2 separate regions of the Homo sapiens genome follow, and region 1 is linked to region 2. Evidence: chromatin loops called from intact Hi-C (ENCODE). Cell type or tissue: testis. All regions are shown on one strand. Each heading gives the region's core, and the rest is flanking DNA. Links, peaks and the distances in the headings are about the cores only.

What was found. Hi-C counts contacts between places; a loop is a spot of excess contacts. Peaks named below come from ENCODE experiments on the same cell type or tissue, not always from the same donor. Only the 100,000 strongest peaks of a DNase experiment are listed, where the experiment ranks them.
Region 1: it touches region 2 in a loop (4-fold over the local background); 66 of 110 quality-filtered maps call a loop at or near these places.

What each region holds. Positions count from the first base shown.
Region 1 is chr11:8,068,956-8,071,862 of GRCh38, reverse strand. TUB-AS1 (TUB antisense RNA 1) reads right to left here. Exons shown (of 3, transcript NR_120538.1): 3 at 2,490-2,907. It also overlaps a transcript of TUB not described here. Among named protein-coding and RNA genes, the nearest start is that of TUB-AS1, 10 kb to the right of the region's middle. In testis, for the core only: a CTCF peak has its summit at 1,220; no DNase peak of the experiment used is centred there; H3K27ac peaks cover 359 bases.
Region 2 is chr11:8,017,571-8,020,477 of GRCh38, reverse strand. It overlaps a transcript of TUB not described here. Among named protein-coding and RNA genes, the nearest start is that of CASC23, 2.5 kb to the right of the region's middle. RefSeq lists a silencer at 1,212-1,281. In testis, for the core only: no CTCF peak of the experiment used is centred there; DNase peaks (open chromatin) are centred at 552, 939, 1,457 and 1,897; H3K4me3 peaks cover 1,982 bases; H3K27ac peaks cover 2,057 bases.

The DNA.
Region 1 (2,907 bases), core at 179-2,678, 51 kb before region 2:
CCCTCAGATGGACTTCAGAGGTCTCTCTTCCCCAGTGGGAGGGGCCTCGGGCCACTGTGTGTTCCTCTAGCTCAGGTCATCCTCTGCTTGGCCCCAGCCTCCTGGCCCTGCACCGCACACACCCCAGCTCTCTCTGTCATGCTGTGGCTCCCCATATCTGCATCTCAGCCTGCCTATTCTGAACTGTATTCCACCCCATCCTCCTGGCTCTGACAGACAACTGAAGCGGTTTGGTGAAGGACATGAATCTCATATAAAACTTCCCTTGCTCCTTACAGGTGACCAGACATTTGCTGATGTTGTAGGCCCATGTTCTCACTTGATCTAAAAACACCATTAGTGTCTTGGATGTCAGGAATCCCAAGTTTAGGCCTAAGTCCCCAGCCTCCTATATGACCATAAAGAAGTGCCTTCCCAATTTCCTTGGCCTTAGTGTGTCAGTGTATAAGATGAGGGGGTTGGATTAGATAAGGTCCAAGGCACCCAACATCACTAGAGCTCCATCATCATGGGCCCCATCTGATAATTTATGTTAAAAGGATACACATTTCTCACCTCCCGCTCCCACTTCCCTGGGAGAGCAGTGTACAGAACACTCAGGCTAGACCTACCCCTATGAAAAAGGCACGGTGAGTACAGACCCACCCTCACCCAGTCACACACCCAGAAGACAGATGGCAGCGCAGGATGCACTCCGTAAGTGGGTCTGAAGTCCCTCCCACCCTCTCCGTGAAAAAGAGTCGAGGTGATGAGTGCTTAGGAACAATTCAAATGTGCTCTGCCATGAACCACCTGTATGCCTTGGGCTGTCCTGGGGACTTAATAGTTAATATATATAAACCACTTAAAACAGGCGGTAAGAGTTAGCTGTGGTTACATAATGATCTGCACCCCCTTTCCCTCCAGCCCCCCTGCAGTCTGTTCTCACATGGCAGTGAGAGTGATTTTTTCATAATGCAAATCTATCCTTGCACCTGCTGCTTCAAATCCTTCACTCACTTCCCTTGCTCACAGACCAAAATTTTAAAAAGTTCCTACAAAGCAATGAAGTTTCTGGTCTGTAGCTATACTGGTATGCTTTTAGAGAAGCCAGGCTTTCTCCACCTTTGCAGACTTTTGGGTCTGGAATCCACTTCCCATCCCTGCCCCGCAAGCCAAAGCCCTATGGCTGAGACTGAAGTTATGGTTCAGTGGGGACCGAGGAGGGCCCAACTACTTGTATTTCTTTAAAGTTCCTGAGGGGGGCATTGATGAACAGTTATTAGTCTACTATGTTAGAAAGGACTCATGGTTTATATTATTGCACATGATTACTGTACTGGACCTGAGAAAATGTAAGGGAATCAACAAGAAAACCCCCAGAATCAGAAAGTTGAGTAAAGTTGCCAGATAAAAAGATGGAAAAATAGCCAAGAACATTTCTATAAAAAAATTATCATTTGCAAAATGAGAATGAAAAAGATCTCATTTACAGTGGTACAAGACTACATATGAAAAGTTTTAAAATAATACCAATGAGACTGATTTGTGATTCATATAAAGAAGATTATAAAATGCAACTGAGATTTATAAAAAGAACTTGAAGAAATGGAGATTCCTAATGTATTTCTATATGATAGGAAGACTGTTTTAAAGACAGTCATTCTTCCTAAATGAGACTTCATTTAGTTCAAAGCAAAATTCCAAGGGGATTCTGAAACTTGATAATGTACAGAGATTTTTTTATGCTTCCCTGTGGTGATGATTTAAGGAAAGGAGGGCGAGCCCCAAGATGGTTTGTGAACGTGGGCTCTGTGATAAGAAAGCCAGTGTGGCCATGTTGCCTCGCTGGCTAGTGTCGATCAGCAACACCACCTCCATTTTCCCGTGAGAGCATGCCCACACGGTGCGGCCATCCTGCCCCACATCCCAGGATGGCAGATTAGTGGGCAGCAGTGAGAGTTTGGGGTAGTCAGGGCATTGGTGCCCCCACTACTCTCTTTTTTGCCTGTTTCTCTCAATCAATGGCCGTTTTTACCATTTTCAGAGCCATGAATTAAGAGTGGCCAATTCAGCTGACCTGTGTGGATGCCCATGATTAGGGCAGACTGGGATAAGCTACTCGTCTGCCCCTAATTCCTCTAGATAACCCAGGTATAGATTATCTGGAAGGAAAAAAAAACAACAGCAAAAAACAAAAACAAACAAAACAGGTAAGAAAAGCAAAGACATTTCCGATGACGGCTAATGAGAGGAGCGCCAATCCCATTAGATAGGAAAATAAAAGACATTTCTGATGACGGCTAATGAGAGGAGCACCAATCCCATTAGATAGGAAAATACACATCTGCAACAACTGAAGCAGTGTGACGGTGGACAGGAATGTCATGTGAAACGTCAATGGAAGAAAACAAGCAACCCAGAAATCTACTCTAAGAACTTAATTTCTCTACAAGAATTTAGGGTTAATTACCCCCCCCCCCCGAAAGAATACAAAGAATACTAAATTTAAAAATGAGAGTGTAAAATCATTATGACAAAAGTGTAAAATAAAGTGTCCTGTGGTTATCTGGAAGGGGACAAAGAGAGGTTCCAGAGCTATGAGACTGGGCTGATTTTCAGCATAAGCAATTGTTGTTATTGTAGTAGGTGGTTTGTGTAGAGAAAAAGCAAAGATGGAATGGTTCAGCAAAGCAGAAAGCACACTGGGCTAGAAGCCAGGGGTCTGAATTCCAACCACAACTCCTCCCTGTGGAGTGATCGTGGGCTAGGTCTTTCTCATTTCTGGGCCTCACTCCAACATTTCAAAGATAAAGAATTAACACAGATGACCTGCAGCGGCCCTTCCTGCTCAGTCTTCTGGGATTCAACGATCATTCCCCATTTGTGGTTTCTACAGCAGGACTCGACGGGAGTGCAGAAAGAAAC
Region 2 (2,907 bases), core at 211-2,710:
GGGGCGAGACTCAGGGAAGGTGAGGAGGGGTCCTAGGCAAACTAGCCTTAGGCAGGAGGGACACCTGTTCCTCTGAATCTAGGCAAACAAGGGCTGTCGAAGATGCAGGGAGGTTTTTGGCAGAGTTAAGGGAAGGAGAGCACAGGAAGCAGGACTTCACGGAGATGAGAGCAGCCCAGTAAATGAAGTTTGTCTTCCAGCCCTCACCATCTAGGGTCATGGGTCAGGAAATTTAACTCCAGAATTCTGCAGATGGACTTGGGGTTACGAAACTTAAAAACAACAAACAAACAAACTACTATCTACTATCATCATGGTTTCATTTTAAATACAAGGGTGGCATTTAACACACCAACAAAAGGTAGAACAGGCATAACCTAGGAATAAATGTACTCGGCTTTATGACCAACTCACTCCGTTCTTATTTTTTTCATTTCGCCTGGGAGGATGACTCCTTCCTCCAGGACGAGTGCGTGGGGAGCGCAGCTCCAAACCGCCCACGCCGGCAGCCGCTCGCCATCCCCGCGGGGCGGGCGCGGAGCCTGGCAACTCGAGAGCGCCGCTCCTGCGCCCAGACAGCCGGCCCAGGCTGCCATCTCGCCCCGCGGAACAGGCAGCGACTCGCGGGTCCCCGGCAGCCAGCGGGACACTCCGCCCGGGGCCAGCCTCGGTCCCTGCGGAGGGCCGGCGGGGCGCAGACGCCGGCGGGCGCATCCCAGAGCCGAAGGCGCCCCCTCCTCGCCCCGCCCGCCAGGGGCCCACCCCGGCCCCTGCCCCGCCCCTCCCGGCGCCCCCTCCGCGCCCTTTCTCGGGGTCCCCCGGCGGAGCGACCCTGGCGGGGCAGCTGGGGTGGGGGCAGAGGTGCCAGCTCGCTAGTCCCAGTGGCCGCGTGCCCTCCTCCGACAGCTCTGCCCCGTGGGTGTGGGGACACTACCCTCGCTGGAGCTCCGCTGCGCCGTACCCGAGGCTCTGGGTCCCGGATGCCCGAGGGTCCGGGTGCCCAAGCCCACCCTGGGGGTCGGGCGCTCGCGCCAGTCCTAGCCCCCGGAGGCCCGCTTCTCCCGCAGGAGATCGAGGGTCAGCAGGCGCTCACGCAGGGCCACCCTTCGGGCGCCCTACCTGTCATAGCTCCAGCGGCTGTAAGACAGGGTCCGGTGGCTGCTGACTCCCTCCATCGCCGCCTCCGGCTCCGCTCGGGGCTCCGCGGGCGGCGGCGGCGCTGGGCTTGGGGCTGGCTCGCAGGCTGCGGGCCCGGCCGAGGCGCGGGCGGAGGACTGTACCATTCGCCCCCCGGGGGGTGACCCCCTCCGGCTCTGCCAATGGCGGGGACGCGCGACTGCGGGGACCCGGGCCCGTGAGGCCCCCTCCCCCTCGCTCGGGTCCCGCGGGGGCGCGGCTGCGGCAGCCTGGGCGCTTATTTATTTATTTCCGAGGTGTGCTCCGCGTCGCCATGACAACCGCTCCATCTTTTCCGGCGTCACTAGGGCACCGCTGCTTTCAAACCTTCCCGGGACAGGGGTTGCTAAGAGGCTGCTCCGGCTCCTGCTTGCTTGGGAGTCCCGGATCCGCTGTCGCCACTCGGGGCCCTTCCGCAGAGGCGCCCTCCTTTCCGGCGTGGGAGTCTTCAGCCAACCTCCCACAATCAAGTTCCCCCCTTCTCAGGAATGGAAATAGCCATCCCCCAATTTCCTAGATTCCCGCCGTCTCCCCGTCCCTTCTTCCCCAGGGTGGAAGTCTTGAAACCACCGTCCCCTCCTCTCTTCCAACTGCCTCCCTCCTTACTGAGAATGGAAATCCACTACTCCCTCCCTCTCTCCCGGGTGGATTCCCTCGGCCCTGCTATCTGGTCTATTACGGCCCTCTTGGGTTCCGAAGACCAAGCTCTGTAAACACTCCCATTTCTAGGCCACCTTGTTCTGTTTATGTCCCTTGTGCTTTCTCTTCATTACTACTAAAAATCCTTTGGAAAAAGTCCAAGTGTCTTGGCTCAGCCAGGGAAGAGCTTGTCTGACAGTGACCCAGGGAAGGCTATGGCGAGAAAGCCCGCCTGGGTGGGGCGGGGTGGGGAGGGGTGGGGCAGGGAGAGCCAGCTCGCGCCTTCTTGTCTGCCCCGGGCCCCCAGTCCCTTCCCATCCCCCATCTTAGGCTGATGGCTTTAGGGATTTACAGGTATAATCTTCTTGCAGAGGTCACAAGAGCCTAAGAAGGACCTTTCGGGCAGTTGCTGTGGGGTGGCTGGCTAACTTCACGCCAGGGTCAGGGTGGGGTGGAGGTGCCAGGAGGCTGGAGCGCGAGGAGGGGGAGGTAGGGTTTGCGCTACGCTAATCCAAGGATCCTGACAACTCCTGTGAACTAGAGCTAACCCTATGGGTTACAGAGGTTGCAACTGGCAGTGCACCTGTTGCATCCAGCCCACAATCACAGGGAAAAAATGCTTTTCACTGAATAAATGGACAACACTTAAAAATTGGGAGATTTAATAGATCTAGCTTTTTATCCTCTCTTGAAAACTAAGAATGTCTGCCAGTGCTGGGCCTGTCTTCAGCATGGCAGGCATAGAGCGCAGTAGTGGCTGTCCTCTGCACCGGGAGCAGGGAATATGTTGTTCTATAAGCCTCTGGCCCTAGCTGGCCAGCTTTTCTCTTACATGACTTGCTTGGTCCTTATAGCTTTTAAGTTTACCATTTCTGTGCAATACAGCCATCTCTATAACCACTGAAGTACCCAACTTGCTCATAGAGCTACCCAAACGCATCATTAACCAATATTTACCAAGGGCCAGGTACTGAGCAAAATGCTTTATGTACCAGGTAGACACTGTTACTGTCTCTCGTGGAGTTTACAGACTGGTGTGCAAGGACTGACTCCCCCAAAAAGCCAGTATTCCTGAACCACATCTTGATAGTG